Linked DNA regions of Homo sapiens: region 2 is linked to region 1. The links are chromatin loops, found by intact Hi-C in ENCODE. Cell type or tissue: heart right ventricle. All regions are shown on one strand. Links, peaks and the distances in the headings refer to the core of each region. The heading gives the core; the rest is flanking DNA.

Region 1 (8,312 bases), core at 3,313-8,312:
GTGGCAGCCACACCTGAAGATGGAGTAGGGGCTGACAGAGCTCTTGAGTGTGCAGGGGAAGGAAGGGACACAGGACAGAGGGTCTGGTTGGCTCCCCTTGAGTCAGATGTCCAGGCCTGGTCCAATCACTTCCAGTCACAAGAGTCACTTAGTACAAACATGGTACCCCCCGTGGTCTTTCCCTTGGTACAGGGGATGAGGGTGCTTTTGGGGTGGGGGACTCCCAGCCCTGCAGGAGGCATGCGTGGAACTCCACTGATACAAATTCAACAAACCGGACCCAAGTTGTGTTGTTGTGAAGGGGCTGGGGGCAGGAGGGCAAGTTCACTTACCTTGTTACCTGGTGGCAGTTTCAGACCCCTAGGAGCAGAATACCTGGTGTTTTTTTGTGCTAGCTGGCTGCCCATTTAGTTTCACACATGGTTGTTCATTCATTTGACAAACACTAACCACCTCCTCCATGCCAGTAAATTAGACCCAGTATCTGATTTCTGGGTTGGTAGGGACTTCAGACGCACAAATAACTGGAGAGTGGCTGGGATTCTGGCTATCAGGGAAGGCTTCACAGAGGAGGTGACACTTGAATTGGGTCTTCAAGGATGAAGAGGAGTTTAGCAAGATGCAAAGGAAGGGGGCAGAGAAGCCAGGCCTTGGAAGCAGATGGAATTTTAAGCACTAAGGAGGCAAGAAGGGACTTGCTATGTTCAGGGAGTAGTGAGAAGCCTGGCCGAGAGAGCTGGGTGTCACGGGGTGGGTGGGGCCTTGAGTGCCACAGCGAGGTCTTTGGGCTTATCCTGACATTTTGGGGTACTCTTGGACGTTCAGAAATGAAGAGGTTTGTAATCTAACTTCATGAGGAGGCAAGACCAAACTTTGGGTGTCTCTCTCCCAACCTTCTGCTTTCTCTCTGAAGTGGTAGGTAGCAGTGTCCTGGACAAAGGCTGGGAGTTGCCCTAAGCTGTGGCGGAGGGGCTGGACAGGGTTGCCTTGAGGAGTGGAAGAGGTCTACTGAGAGTAGAGAGACCTGAGTGGAGTGTGAAGTGTGAATTGTTCTGAGAACTCAAGGAAGAGCCACATAAACTGTAAAGGGCAGTGACGGGGTGTGGGAATGGCACCCTCAGAGGAGGGTAGGAGATCTTGACTCAGCAAGGGTAGTAAGCGGAGAGTTAGGGTGGTAAGTCCTGGAGAGTTGATAACAGTGATCATGATCACCGTTTATTGAGCCCAGCCCTGTAAGGCAGCCTCTGTCATCATCCCCATTGGACAGATGTGGACAGAGGCTCAAGAGAAGGGACTTGTGCAAGATTCCAGTGCTAGGAAGTGATAGGGCTGGGATTCCAAGCCCGGTGCATGCAGTCTGGACCTTAAGATCTGGGCATGAAGACCTGCTTGGAGAAGCTGGAGTGCTCCCAGGACATTAGGAAGCCAATGTTACTGGAGGTGAAAGAATCAGCCATACCCTGTGTGTCTCTGCAGCTGCCAGTGATTTAAGTCGAGACCATCCTGGCTAACACGGTGAAACCCCGTCTCTACTAAAAAATACAAAAAATTAGCCGGGCGTGGTGGCGGGTGCCTATAGTCCCAGCTACTCGGGAGGCTGAGGCAGGAGAACAGCGTGAACCCAGGAGGCGGAGCTTGCAGTGAGCCGAGATCATACCACTGCACTCCAGCCTGGGCAACAGAGTGAGACTCCATCTCAAAAAAAAAAAAAAAAAGAAATTAATCAGATTAGTAATCCATGTTCAAATGCTCCTGAAAAAATTGGCTTTCAGAGTTTTGTTTATTAGCCTTATGAGTTTAATAAATTGAGCATTAAACAAATAAACCCGTAAAAACTCAGAGGATATGGAGATATCTTCTCACAGCCTGGGACTCTTCAAAGGAGGGACATCCCTGAAAATGGAATTTCTTACTCCATAATATCAGATGATCCCCTGGAGGGGAAAAATGTGTTTGGAGGTAGGGGAGATGTGTATGGCCACCCCCACCTTCTGGAGGCCGGGCTGATGCTGAGTAATAAGAACTTGAGGTGAATCGGGCCCCAAGTCTCAGGAAGAGACAGACATGGGCATGGTGCCCAGGGCCCAGGGTAAGGGCAGCTTATGAGCAAAGGCACATGGAGATGCACAGAGCAGGGAGGGAGTATCTGGAGTATCTGGTGATGCTGCCGTGTGACCTTAAAAGAGTGACCTGGCCTCTGCACCTTTCTGTGCTCATCTGTAAAATGGGAATGGAAACAGCATCTTCCTTTGAGGGTTCTGTGAGGATTGAATGAGGTGATGCAGGCAGCTGATAACTGAGCATTATTAGTCCTCAGTAATGTTCTGAGACTGATAACGGAGCCAGGAGTGCTCTGTCCAGATCAGGCCAAACAAGCTAGAAGGGCTGGCCGGAACCCGGGGTGGTGGTGAGAAGGAGGCACAGTGGGGCCCTGTAAACCCAGTCAGCGTCAGGGAGGCTGCCCCCAGGAATCATGGAGACTCTAGCAAGGGTGAGCAACAAAGGCGTTTTGGGCACACACCGAACAAAAGAAATGTGGGGTACCTGGAGTACCTTCTTCATGCCAGCATGGTGCCGAGGGCTTTAAATGCATCCAGCCCCTGCCAACAACCCCATGGTCGGGGATGATCATTCCCTTTTTTTTTTTATTTTTTATATATTTTTTGAGACGGAGTCTCTCTCTGTCGCCCAGGCTGGAGTGCAGTGGTGCGGTCTTGGCTCACCACAATCTCCACCTCCCAGGTTCAAGTGATTCTCTTGCCTCAACCTCCGGAGTAGCTAGGATTACAGGTGTGTGCCACCATACCCGGCTAATTTTTTGTATTTTTAGTAGAGACGGGGTTTCACCATGTTGGCCAGGCTGGTTTTGAACTCCTAACCTTAAGTGATCCGCCCGCCTCAGCCTCCCAAAGTGCTGGGATCACAGGCGTGAGCCACCGCGCTGGCCTGATCATTCCCATTTTATAGATGAAGAATTTGAGGTTCAGAGAGGTCAAATGCCTTGCCTAAAGCTGCACAGCAAGGAAGTTATGGAGGTTGTGCCCGCCACACCTGCTGCTTTACACTGACAACTCGCTACATCTTCATGCTGAGATGCAGGCAGTGTTGTCCAGCCCATTGTATAGATAAGTGAGCTGAGGCTCGAGAAGAAAAATTACTTGCCCGGTCACCAGCTAGCAAGTGGTGGGACAAGGCATGGAACTCAAGTCCATGTGATTCCAATGCCACCTGTCTGTGGCTGGGCCTTCTTCTCAGTGGCTGGCTCCATAGTCCTCCGTGGTGGGAGGCACGAAGAGAGGGGGAATGGGGGCTCACAGAGAAGAGGGAACCCCGCTGGTATCCCCAACCCCTCCCATACACGCCATTAGTCGCTCTCACCCCAGCACAGTAGACAAAGGCAGCCCCATAATTGGGAGTGAGTATTTCATGCATCCCCCCCGATGTTTTATTGGGTGGAGAGATGCTTGGAGACCAAACGGATGGCGCATTCTGTTTATAAAGTGCGCGCAGTTTGTTTTATTTCCTGAGTTTTTGCAATCTAGATAACAGATGATACCCTGAGTGGCTGGCGCTGCCTCTGTAATGGCGGCACTGAGCCTTTGGAGAAGTATTAATAATAGATTGTGTTGATGAGTTTGGAGAAAGTAGCAATCGACCCCCTGCTGCCAAGGCATTAGCGCGGCTGTTCTGAGCACAGCCAGCACTGTGGCTTTGACTGCAAATGCAGGTCACCCGCCCTGCTGCCCCTTCCCCAGCCTAAGAAGGTTTCCTCTCCGGGAGTCACCCAAGGTGTGCTGACCCTGGCCTGGGACCCTGGGACCGTGGCGCTCCCACGCTAGCAGCGACACGGCCAGTGTCTGTCCACTCAGAGGCCGCAGAGGTCAGGCTGCAGACCTTAGTGTGGCCACTAGGTCAGGTGGAGTGTGGGGAGGGGACAGAGGGGCAGTAGGGGTTGGGGGAGGACCACCCTCCATGTCAGAGCACCGGGTTCTACAAACCCAGGCTCCTTCCTCAGCCCCTCGGGAGAGCTGGACAGCCAGCCAGATTCCTAGGGCCTCTGCCTAAAGCTGTCACTGACAGTTGGGTAGGTTGTGCCCTGAACAAGGGGATTCAGCCAGAGGGCCAAATTAGAGCCAAAATCCAGCCCACATTCCCCTTGCAGAGCCATGCCCTGCAGGCTGGTGGGGTCCAGCATGCCCAGAGCAGAGCCTGGCCTCAGCCTCAGCTCACCCCAGGCCTTTACTCACCTACTCTGTAAACACTCACGGAGGCCCCCTTGAGGATCAGATGGGGCCAGGTCCTGTCTCATGGAACCCTGGTAGAGGTGGTAGAGTTGGGCACCAACAGGGACATGCATTGTCATTCTGCTGTGATACCCGTGTACTGAGTTACATGCTCAGCATCCTCGAATCCTGACAACAGCCTTCAGGAAGGGCTTGACATCTCCATTTTACAGGAGTAAACTGAGGTGGGGGACGCTGAGGGGAGCATAGAGGAGGCTACCTCCCCCAGACTGGGGCATCAGAGAAGGCTTCCCAGAGGAGGTGGCATTGGAGTTGGGCATTGCAGGATGAGTAGGAGCCTGCTGGGTAGAATAGAGGTGGGTGGCAGGGGTTGCTGGGGGTGCCCCCTGCTGAGTGCTCTGGCCAGTGCCCAGGCAGCATGCAGAGCTCCAAGTGGCCCTGCCCACTTCGCCCCACCAGCTCGCCGTGGGCGGTTCTGACGGCAGCTCCAGGAAGGGAGGCAGGCGAGTGCCTCCCATTTATGGCCATTTCTGTTCCAGAACCGATTAGTAGAGAATTGCAGCTGTAATCTGTGCCCGTGATGGTGGGCCATAAAGAGGGATGGGATGTGCACAGCGCTCCCAAGGTGGCGCCCGCAGACATGGCCCGGGGACGCCGGGAATGAAAAATGGTTTTAATTCCCTCCCAGCAGCAATAATTTGATTCTTCATAAATTTTTCCATCAAAGTGTTGTTGAGCTGAGTTCCCACAGAGCAGGACACGTGACAGGGTGGGGGAGTGTCGGGAGGAGCGGTCAGCAGACACAGCAGAGGAGGGGCCGTGCTGCCCAGCCCTCCTGCTAGTGCTGACCAGGGCCCGGAGACCACCTCTCCCGGCCCTCGTTTGTCTGCAGAGATGATGGGAGATGGGAGATGGAATCACGTTGTCATGTGGAAGCTGGATTAGGCCCAGCCTGGGAGTTGCCTCCAGCATTTACTACCCATGCGACCCTGAGCAAGCAACTCTGCCTCTTAGCACCTCAATTTCCTCATCTCTAAAATGGGGTTAATGTTCATTCTTTTCTTGCAGGGTTGTTGCAAGGATTAAATGCGTCTCTGCATATAAGATGCTTAGAGCAGGGCTGGCACTCTATACGTGCTCAGTGAATATCTGTTCGTGATGGAGATGCGTAAGCTGAGACGGAGGGATGGGAAGGTGTTAGCCAAGCCAAAGGACAGAGAAAGATGGGTCGAAAGATGGCTGCCATGATAGTGCTCTGGAGAAACTGCAGGCTGTTCTTTGGGGCTGCAGCCTGGGGAAGCAGAGGGTAGAAAGGGAAGAGGCGGGATCATGAAGGGCCTTGAGTGCCAGCCTCAGGAGCTCGGATGGTCTCCTAAGGGCACTAGGGAGCCATGGAAGAGTCTGGAGCAGGGAAGCAGCTTGATCCGATTTGTATTTTAGAAAGATCCCCCTGGCTCCTGTGTGTGTGACGGTTCCTGTGTGGGCTGGGGTTTGAAGGATTGAAGGGGCCAGGAGCCCAGAGAGGGGACCAGGCAGTTGCTCGGGCAGGAGAGGAGGGGCCCAGGCTGGGCAGTGGGTTGGGCAGGGCTGGGAATTGCTTGGATGTGTTGGTGAGGGAGGATCAGAGGAGAGGCAGACCAGGGAGCTGAGGTAGAAAGGATCCTTTCCAGCCAGGGGCTGACCTGGCCCCCAAGGAAAGTTTGAGTGGACCCTCCACACTGCCCTCTTGTGGCCACCGTGTCTCTGAGCTGGAAGGGCCCTGAGCTGCCACGCCCGGGACAGGTGACTCTAGGCAGGATGCCAGCACCCACCCCAGGGCCACTGGGGGCCTGTAGGCAGAAGAATAGGGCTGCAGGGCCCTTCTGCTGTCTGACCTGGTGCCCAAGGAGGGCCTCTCCCTCCCACCTGGGCCTGAGGGTCAGGGTGGCAAGAGGGAGAGGCCCTCGGCAGGAGTGGCCTCTGGGAGGGACTTCTGAGCACCGCCAACACGCCCGCTTTGTGCATCCGCAGGCTCTTCGCGGCCAAGTGCAGCGGCTGCATGGAGAAGATCGCCCCCACCGAGTTCGTGATGCGGGCGCTGGAGTGCGTGTACCACCTGGGCTGCTTCTGCTGCTGCGTGTGTGAACGGCAGCTACGCAAGGGCGACGAATTCGTGCTCAAGGAGGGCCAGCTGCTGTGCAAGGGTGACTACGAGAAGGAGAAGGACCTGCTCAGCTCCGTGAGCCCCGACGAGTCCGACTCCGGTGAGGCCTGGCCTGAGCTGGGGGCAGGCCTCAGGGACGGGGGTTGCTGGGGTGTCCTGGAGGGGAGTCCCGGCTGGAGAAGCCACCTCCTGCTTCCAGGACCTGAGCTGCACACAGATGGTACATGCATATCCAGATGCACACGCGCACTGACGTGTCCACCTGTGTGCACATGATACGAACATGCATCCCCCCAGGCACACTACCCCTGAGACCTACGCATCCATACATATAAACATATGTGTGATCACATGTGTGCACACAAGCACATAAAATGCATGCAGGAATACCCCTACCCTGAGTATGGATACATGTACATGTATGTGGAGATATGTGTTCACATACCCGGGAATTCAAAAGCCACACCCAGGTCCACACACACAAGTGTACACACTTAAGCATACATACACATACACACATGACACAGCACACTTGTGCACTAAACACCGGTCCACATGGCTGCACATATATGTTTGTCCACATGCTCACATGTACTGTGGATTGTGCTTGTGTGCACACACACACCTCTTGTTCTCTGGCCCACCCCCCTTACCCTCTCTGCCTTGATGGCCCCCCACCAACCCGCAGCCCAGCTCCACAGGGGTCTTCACCAGCACCCAGTCCACAGGCTGGGGATGCCTGAGAGGCAGGGAGATGATGTGCCTTCCCCTTCTCAGCCCCCTGGAGCCTTCAGCAGTGAGAAGCAAACAGCCTCGAGCCAGCCTCTGTTTCCCAGCCGAAGGGAGGGGGCTGGGCCCTCTGTGCTGGAGGGAAAGACCCCATTTCCCAGGGTGAAGGACCCTCCCTCCTCTGCTCTAGCCCCCAAAAGGACGAGGCCAATTTGAAGGCCTCCTGGCAGACAGGGCAAGCCCAGCCAGGAGTGAGCCTTAAGGAGGGAAAGCCCAGGAGGTGGCTTTGGTCCTTGTTCTTCCTGGGAACAGTGGGGAAGGACTGGAGCAGGAGGCATGGAGAGGAGGTGTCCCGGTCTGCCAGGCCCCATGGGTAACCTGGAGCCCTCCGGCAACAGGATCTGCCACATGGGAAGGGTTTTCCATGGCCAGGGCCTGCGTGGAGGCAGTGAGCCCACCACCATCTGTCCCTACCCATCCCTGGGCAGGGCACTGCTGCAGCCAGCTCCATGGCTTCCAGCTGCCTGGACTCCTGAGGAAGAGCAGAGGCTGGCCAGCCCCAGCAGAGGGGGTCTCAGTGGGAGGAGATCACCCGCCTCATACTCCAAGAACAGGATTGAAGAAAGGAGACCAGCCTGGGGGGCAGCGGGAGGCCCAGTGGTGGCTGGGGAGGCTTGGCCATCCATCTGGGGCTGCTGGCATTTCTGAGACCCAAACCTGGGGCGGGGAAGTGCCATGTGTGCATGGTGGGTGTGGCTGTAGCACTGGGAGAATGCACATGCTTCCGCACGCTGTGTGTGTCTGTCCAGATGCATGCATGCCTGTACGTTCCTGCCCGTGAGCATGGGCCCATGTGTGTGAATACGCCTGTGAGTTGCACGCGTGAGGGCCTTTGTGAGCCCACGTGTATGTGGCAGCAGGTGAGTGTGCATCTTACGAGTGTGTGCGTGCATACGCTGTGGTCAGAAGCACTCTTGTGTGAATATCTGTGGTGTGTGTCTTTGCTTGCACACTTTCGTGTATGTCCACACAGCCATGTGCACAACCGTGCGTGCACCTGTCTGCCTGTTCCCCGAGTGGGCCTGCCTTCCTGAAAGTGTGTGCAGCCACATGTACGTGTGTGCATGCCTGTGCTGTGGTTGTCCGAGGCGCACCTGTGTGAGTTCCTGTGCAGGTGTGCCCTGCGGCCCAGGATG
Region 2 (8,696 bases), core at 365-5,364, 180 kb before region 1:
AGAGCCAACGTCATATCTAAAACCATCTCTGATCATACAATGAAAAAATAAGAAATGTAAAGCAAAATGATAGCTTTTTAAAACCACACATGATTGGAAAATGCACTACAATTAAATAAGAGGAAGCCATAAGGGAAATTATTAACATCTTAGAGGAAAATAATAATGAAATCACTACATATCAAAATTTGTGGGAGGCCAAGCATGGTGGTTCACATGTACTGTAATCCCAGTACTCCAGGAGGCCAAGGCAGGAGGATCAGTTGAGGCCAGGAGTTTGAGACCAGCCTGGGCAACATAGTGAGATCCTGTCTCTACAAAAAAATTCAAAAAAAAAAAAAATAGCCAGGCATGGTGGTGTGCTCCTGTAGTACCAGCTACTTGGAAGGCTGAGGCAGGAGGACTGCTTAAGCCCAGGAGTTTTAGGTTACAGTGAGCTATGATTGCACCACTGCACTCCACTCTCCTGGATGACAGAAACCCCATCTCTAAAAAATAAAAATAAAAAAATTGTGGGACACGATTGAAACGGTAGACAATGAAATTTACAGTTTAAATTTATCCAAAAGCAAGAAAGATTGAACATAAACAAGCTACGCTTTTAACTGAAGAAGATAGGAAAAGAGCAACAAGTAAGTGCAAAGAAATAGGAAATAATGATAAAAAGAATCGATGAAATCAAGCAAACAGAAATTATGAACAAAGTCAAAATTTGGTTCTTTGAAAAGACTAAAAGAGACAAACTTCAGACAAGGAGAAAGAAGAGGCAAATAAGAATTAAAACAAAAGATAACTGCAGATATAACAGTTAACAGGAATATTATTAGTAACCATGTATTAATTACCATATATCTGGAAAAATATAAAATGTCAAAATTGGTATAAGAAAACTAAATACCCTGGCACAGTGGCTCACACCTGTAATCCCGACACTTTGGGAGGCTGAGGTGGGTGGATCACCTGAGGTTGGGAGTTCGAGACCAGCTTGACCAACATGGAGAAACCCCGTCTCTACTAAAAATACAAAATTAGCTGGGCGTGGTGGCCATGCCTGTAATCCCCGCTACTCGGGAGGCTAAGGCAGGAGAATCGCTTGAACCTGGGAGGCAGAGGTTGTGGTAAGCCAAGATCGCGACATTGCACTCCAGCCTGGGCAACAAGAGCGAAACTCCGTCTCAAAAAAAAAAAAAAAAAAAAAAAAAAACATAGTCCAATTTTCAACCTTTTCCTCTATGATCGTTCTTTCTGTGTCTCGTTTAAAAATCTTTGCCTATCCTCCCAAACCCTTTAAAAAAAATGTTTGGCTTTTTTTCCTGCCAGTACCTTCCCTGGAAGATGAGTGAGGAAGGGTTTCTGGAGGAGGCAAGGTATGCCCTGAGCTCTAGAGGGGGCTGGACTAGGATGTGTTTCCCAGGGAAGGTAAGCAAATGTCAAGGGGGGAGGTATTTCATTGTTCACTGGGCATCAGCAAACGTTTACAGAGGACAGCAGGGGTAGCCTTCTGTGTGTCATCACCACAGTCCTGAAGTTAGGGATGGCCCATTTAGCAGATAAGGAAACTGAGGCTCCAGAGAGTGCTCAGAAGCACACAGTCAGACAGGGGCACCTCAGGGCCTCCAGCCCAGGCATGTCCAACTCCAGTGCCGCTCCTGGCGCGGCCTGGATTATGCACACCTGGAAGGAGGTGTCCTGTCCTGTGGGGTTAAGGTGAGGATGGCTCATGAGGTGAGACAGGCCCAGTTCAGGGCCCAGCTTAGTCACCTCCCTTGATGTGCCCCTGGGGCTCTGGGATAACAGCAGCCAGCAGCAACCAGGGCTTTCTGGAGGAGGAATTGAGCAAACCCATTACATACTTGGCCTGGGGCAAGGCACACGGCAGGGGTGGGGGATGCAGCAGAGGGCGTTTGGCCACGGGGAAGCCCCACCAGGCCCCTCCACGGGCAGGAAGGGAGACTGAGGGTCTGAGGTCGTGTGAGCTTCCTCCCCCTACCTGTCCCCTGGCCTTGTGCAGAGACTCAGGAGCACGCTAGCAATCTGCTTCCAGGCTAAGCACCAGCCCCAGTTAGCTCAAGAGAGCTTCCCGCTGAGGAAGAGGGATGATGTCGGGCCAGGTCTCCAGCACCCCACCTCACTGACTGGGGGGCGCTCCCTAGGGTGGGTCCTGGCAGGGGCCAAGACCACCTCACCTCCCGCAGGCCCAGGAAGAGGCACTTCGCAGCGAGGCAAAGCCCCTTGGAGTTCCATTGCCCAGCGAGAGGGCCCCAGGAGGTCTCTGGCCTGCTTTCTCCCCTGGAACCCAAGGGTTCTGGCACCTCCCTTTCTAGGTTGCCCAGCAGGGTGGACCTCCAGAGCCGCCTGCACGAGGCCCCTCCCACCGTGCCGCCCGCCCGGGACCCCGCCCTGCGCTCCGCCCCCAAACACGGGTTCTCACGCGGTCCGGCCGCGCGGGGGCGCCCGGCTCCCCGGCCCTCGCTGGGCCCTGCGGGAACGCCCCGGCCGCGCACTGGGGATGCTCGGACCCCAGCACACACGAGGCGGAGCTCCGCGGACTGGAGGCAAATCAATCCCTCGGCACCGCGCTACGGACGTGTGTTTGGAAGGAGGCTAGCCCGCCGCGCAAGTCCCCGCAGCGCCCCGCCGGCCTCCCACCCCCTGCGGCGTCCGGACCTCGTGGACCTGGGGTGGCTCCCATAGACTGCGGGGCCGGGCCCAGCCGCGCTCGCTTTGGTCGGGAATGCGGGTCGACTGGAGAGGCCCGAGCAAGCCCCCCAGCTCCACCCGCCCCTAAAGGGTGGGCTTGGGCAGTCACATCAGGAGCCTCAACATTCACATCCGGAAAATGGGAAGGTCAACAGTCCCTCCTTTAAAAGGTTTCTGAGAAAGTTAAAGATGTATCACTATTGCCCAGCTTCCAGTCCTTAGGCAAGCCACCTGCGCCCCTCCCTGAACCTCAACTTCCCCCGCTGTAAAATGGGGATAAGAAAAGTCCTCCCCTCAGAGGGCCATTGTATAATACGATGAGCTTGGCCCACGCTGCTGGGCACCCCCTGAGCTCTCAGTAAATGGAGCTATTGGGGTTATGCCCGCTCAGCAGAGGCCCCACCTGCAGTCCCAAGCCTGTGCCCCAAATCCCACGGGTTGCCATTTAGGGACCCAGGCCCCCCAGTTTGGGAGCTGGTGGCTTAGAGTGGGTGCTCCCTCCAGTCCCTGGCTGGAGTGGGGGACTCGCTGTGCAGCCACAGGTGTCTGGGCAGGAGGCTTGGCGGCAGTGCCCCTCCCCTGGCTGCCCTTCAGGGCCCGCTCTGGTTGAGCCACACGGCAAAAACACTCCGCTTTTTGACACCATCCAGAAAATGAAAATGTCCCAGGCGCCTAATCCTTCCCTTCCTTTTGGCAACTTAAACTGCCCTGAAACACAGCCAACATATTGAACGCAGTGTGAGCGTCCACGCCAGAGTGTAGGCCTCCCGCAAAGCCAGCCTTGGGGACTCGTGGAGCAAAGCCTCGTTCCTCTGTCAGACTCTGCCTTACTAGGTACGGAGTGACCCTGGCCCCCACCAGCCGGCATCTCAGCCGCCTTCAAACCCGCCGACCTGAGGGGCACGCCAGCAACTCTGACTTCCTTCCCAGCCAGGGCTGTGCCGCCCCCACTCCCCCCCAGAAAAATATTTGAAATGGTCTTTGACTGAAATGAGATTAATCCTCAGTTCCCTGACAGTGTCTTTGGGCATGTGTTTTTATAACCTCCCTTTCAAATGAGAACCATTTGTCGCCGGGAAGCTGGGGAGGCCCTGCCCCAACTGCTGGGCCAGACATCACCGGCACCTGATTGAATGTCACGGACAGTGCGAGGGGTCAGGGCTGAGGTGAGGGCCGTGTACTCAGGGCCAACTGTCCTCTGCTGGTCTCTGGCTAGGTCCCCATCTCCAGCCAGTGGCGTAAACTAGAGGATATGAATTCCAACCTGGATTCCCCTTACCACCACAATATGCCCTTGAGCCGGTGGCTTTGCCTCTCTGAGCCTCACTTTTCTCATCTGTAAAATGGGGGAGATGATGGTCCCGTCACTCAGGTGATAGACACAGCCTAGTGCCTGAAGACAATCCACACTTGATGTTTGCAAGGCTTTTGAACACAACCTCAGCTCCCTCAGAACTCCTGGTGGGAGGGCAGAGTACCCCCAGGCTGGGGCCTTCCAAGGGCCGCAAACGTTCATTCTAAATGTGGTTCGAGTCTCCTACTCTTCCAGACTTGGCTCTAAATGAGAGGCCATGTCGGCAAAGAAGCCGAGTTGCTGATGCTTGCCTAGGGAGAGAGCTGTGCGTAGAGGTGCCACCATGCAGGCTAATTAACTCTGAGCCCTGGCTCGGTGGCCTCCTCTCCCGGCACAATCCCCCGCCACCCCCACCACTCCAGGTCCTGTTTGAAGTCTGCAACACCCCCCCCCCACCGCCCCCCTTCCTGCCGTCCCTGCTTGCTGAAGCAACTACAGCCCCTTAGGGCTCAGCTGGGAGGGATTTATTGGAGAATTTCAATCATGGGGTCTTGGCTCAAACTTGTTGCTTCCTCAAAAATCTCCCCAGAAGTTGGCTACATGTGAAACTGAGGCATGAAGGAAGGACTCGGATGATCTCACGGTTCGGAACTCCACCTGGGCCTGTCAGAGAATTCATAGACCCTCACTTGGAGGAAGAGAGCACAGAACAGCAAGAAAGATGCAGGTTCCTGGGACGATGTGGAGGTACCGGGCTTGGTTCACTTTTAAGGAGCTGCTTAGAAATAGTGTTTCAGCTTTGACCACCACTCCCGCCCCCAACCATGACACTTGAGTGCAGGTGTCTGATCTCTGCGGTGTAAGCCCGCTATTGGTCTTAGGGTGGGAAAGTGTGGGATGGAATCCTGGTTGAGAGTCCTGAATGGTAGAATAAGGGACCAAAGCCATGCTGATGTGCCATTTTTCTTAAACTGTGTGGCTTCCCTCCCCAAAGACATTCCCTGGGCAGCTTTCAGGCTAAGGAGCCCACGCCCTTCCACGGGAGCCCAGCCAAGAAGGGCCCGGGACAGAGGCTCCATGCATGCTTCATTTTCCTTCCCCTCTGGGCAGGGCTGACTCATTCCATTTCTCTGAACAATCTTTGCAATGATGGATAAGCTGAGGCCCCAAATGCCGTGGCTCTGGAGAGAAAAACCATCTTTCGCAGTTTCACATAAGCCTCCCACTTCTTTCTTAACAAGTGCTGAAAGCGGCACAAACAGAAATACCCCGGACTCCCATGACCAAGGAGATGACTACATCAGGCTGCAGGGCTCAGGAATAGGAACTAGCGAGCCGCGCGGCCCCAGGGCGAGGTGTCCGATTCCCTCCCAGGATGCTCAGCCAACGGCGCTTTGAAGCCGTGGCTGAGGCTGCCGCACTGGGGAGGAGTGGGACCAGGGGCCGGGCCTCCCCTGCACGATGTCCACAGATTCACCGAGATAAAGGAACCGCAGCTTCATCCAACTTGTGCTGAATCGCTCTTTTCAAAAGCCCTTTCAGATGGTTTCACTTCTCTGCCCGCTTTGTTGAAAGATGTAAAAATTTCAAACCACCACAAAGTAAACATTTCAAAACCCTCTCTTTTCAAAATCAGTCACATTTTCAAAAATCTCTTGAATTCCATCCCCCGCGCCCCACTTCGTTTGCTGTCTTTGGAGTGTTTTTCATTAATTTAGAATCAGTCCAGGTAAAGCTGGTGTTTTCGAGCCGTGTTTTAACGGGCGGGAAGTGGCTTTGTTATTTAGTAGATGTGTTAGATAAGTCGATGTCTTGTCAAAATCAAGCAGGTTTTCTTTATTAGGGTGAGAGCGTAATGAACTCATCTGCTTCTAATATTTATAAAGAGAAGAGAGGCCATTAATTCTACTGCTTGTGAATAAAACCATCTGTGATTTCTTTCCATTTGATGGGTTTTGGTTTTAATATACATTTTTCACAAATAAGCACAGAGATTTTTTGGTGAAAATGTCACATTCGGAATCTCATAAAGAAAGAATGCAAAGAGGGGAAAACTAAATGTTTTGTTAGCTAAGTCATTTCTCACCTTGCAGAGTGGGGAACACTTGAGCCAACATTAGCACATTAGGTGATAGACTCGTCGTTCCCCGCTAATGCAATCCATGACATGTGACAAGGCAAACCTCGTCCGTTTTGAAGTTTGTTTTCCTTCGGGAATTACACAGTTCGTTTAACCTAATCTGTCCTGACACTTGAATTATAATATTATGAGCTTCTTCAGGGAAGTAAAACAGTAGTTGCCTGCTTAAAAGCAAAGCAGAAGTTAATAAAGTGGGCAAAATGTCAAGGAAAAAGGGCTAATCGAATCATGGTGTCATTCTCTAGAGAAAATATAGTCAAGTTGTATTTTTTTTTTCCAGTGGAAATCTTGGACGCCTAATGACATATTTCTGTCCAGGAAGAAATTTGAACTCTGAAGCCGAACTTGATTAAACCCCAAACCGAGAGACCTTGCCCAATGGGACCACTCCAGGACTTTGACTTCTGGGTGTCAGAGCTTAATTAAAATATTCATCCAGCTGCTCTCCACTCGCCAAGGGGGCCCAGAGGAATTAAACCAATAAGCTTAATTCTATTAGTTCACCTGCCTGTGTACATAGACATGCGGAAGACCATTTACTGATTCAGAAAAAAATCATCAGACCCACCCTATAAATTCAGCGTGGGCAGCCATCACTGCAACAGCAACACGGTCCCCCCAGCAAACGTAACACTCAGCAATCTCGACTCCTGTCTCCGAACACACACAGCTATTTTTAAGACTCTTCCAAGAAAACCAAAATGCTAAACGGGTCAATGTAAGGATTGATGTGCGCGCATGTGTGTGTTATGATTTATGTGTCGTTTATAATAACATGTAACATTTACTTTGTGCCACAATGCCAAGCCTTTCTCATTCGTATCTCAAGGAAACTGTCACTTCCACTCTAAAAAGTCAACACTATCATTACCCCCACTTGACAGATGAGAAAACTGAGGCTCCGTGAGATGAAATGACTTGAAGCCCAGAATTGTCAGACCACACAGTTGGCTGAGCATTTAACCCCTAGTAATGAGGGCTCTACTGAAATCCGGATCTTTGTTTTACATTGGAATTGATGTCTTGTCTGCCATGCACACACCTAGTGTAACATTTGGAAGGTACAGAAGCTATAAAGTGAAAAATCAGCCTCACATCATCCCCACCTCAGCTGCCTGTTCCCTCCCCCGGCAGCCACCGCGGACAATTTGTCTCTCCTTCTCGAGTGGAGGCTTATACCAGCCAATGTGGCTATGTCTCTTTTTGTAAAAACAGATATGGAGCATAACAGGTACGCTGTTCTGCAGCTTGCTTTTTTCATTTAATAATATATCTTGGGAGAGTTCTCCATCTCGTTCCTTTGAAGACTACACGTCATTCCATTCAATAGAAGGAGTACATTGGCCCCTATGGGATTGTTCATATTCAACCATTTTTGACCAGCAAAAAAAAAAAAAAAAAAGGCAATTTCACATGATTCTGCCTATATACCATAATTGTTTACCGAATCTCCTATGATGGGCGTTTGGTTAGGTGGTTTCACATCTTCTGCCCTTATAAACAGTGCCGTGATGAGTATCATTTGCACACACCAGTGGGTAATATCTGTAGGATAAATTCCTAGAATTGCCACTGCCTCTGTGACCCTGGATAAGTCAAGTTCCTTACCTTAACCCCGAGTGTGAAATGGAGCGGCCGCATTAGATGATTTCTGAAGCCCCTGCCAGGCCCTATTGTTCTGCAAAACTGCACTTCTCACATTTGTAATTCTATATCATAGCTGGAGATTACTCACCACAACCTTGTGAATATAACCACAGCTCAAGCTCAGGGTGCCCCAAATCACTGTGGAAACAAATGTTTTCCACCAAACGCTAACTCACTCCCTGCTGGCCATATTTGTCAACCAGAGAATGAGACATTTCCCGGTGATCAATACAAATGAAATAGAAATCTATCCTGGGCGGCGGCGGCAAGACTTGGTTTTTAATAAGGGAACCTCCAGAGGATATTGCATTCCTATGACAACGGCCGACAGACCTTGATTTTTAGTGTCAGAAGCTGTTGAATGCAAAGGTCTGTGGCCGGGGCCTGGCCAGGCGGTGGGTGCGGGGGTTCGGGCTGGAACCAAGTTGGTCCTGAAAGGCTGTTGCAGAAGCCTGCCGGCCGCCCCAGCCCACTGCCCATCCACAGCCTGCTGTGGGTCACCTGTTCACGAAGGCAGCCACATTTGCCAGCTGGGCTATGGTGGAACCGGCCAGGCCAGACAGCTAGCCAAAGATGATCCGTAGCCACAGATCTGGTTATTTACGGCTTGCCTGTGGTCCCCAGTGACCGGGCAGCTCTCGGATGACAGCAGTTCATCTTAAACAAGACCAGGTACTTGGGCAGAGGTGGCAGGGAGCACAAACGACCGTACTGATAGTCTCTTTTCTGGCTGTAAATTTATCTGGTAACAGAGTGACTCGGAGACACCCCGCATTACTTGCGGTTTGCGAAGTTTACAAACTGCCCGAGACAAACTAGGATATTCTGAAAACACAATTCTCACCCAAACAGCCGAGACAGTTCTGGGTTCCATCTCTTGATTCTTCTGCCTCTTTTAAAATTATCTGCCGATAC

The links. Hi-C counts contacts between places; a loop is a spot of excess contacts. Peaks named below come from ENCODE experiments on the same cell type or tissue, not always from the same donor. Only the 100,000 strongest peaks of a DNase experiment are listed, where the experiment ranks them.
Region 2: a loop joins it to region 1, with 2.6 times the contacts of the local background. A loop is called at or near these places in 19 of 110 quality-filtered maps.

Annotation. Positions count from the first base shown.
Region 1 is chr9:126,684,582-126,692,893 of GRCh38, forward strand. LMX1B (LIM homeobox transcription factor 1 beta) reads left to right here. Exons shown (of 8, transcript NM_001174147.2): 3 at 6,255-6,487. Among named protein-coding and RNA genes, the nearest start is that of LMX1B, 75 kb to the left of the region's middle. RefSeq lists an enhancer at 3,300-4,182. In heart right ventricle, for the core only: a CTCF peak has its summit at 5,988 (motif pointing left); a DNase peak (open chromatin) is centred at 5,992; H3K27me3 peaks cover 2,877 bases.
Region 2 is chr9:126,511,941-126,520,636 of GRCh38, forward strand. LOC105376276 (a long non-coding RNA gene) reads left to right here and starts at 4,521. Exons shown (of 2, transcript XR_930358.4): 1 at 4,521-4,741; 2 at 6,415-8,696. RefSeq lists a silencer at 2,426-2,485 and enhancers at 5,161-5,250, 7,731-8,237. In heart right ventricle, for the core only: CTCF peaks have their summits at 2,434 (motif pointing right) and 2,636; DNase peaks (open chromatin) are centred at 2,421, 5,071 and 5,321; H3K4me3 peaks cover 1,126 bases; H3K27ac peaks cover 820 bases; H3K27me3 peaks cover 4,273 bases.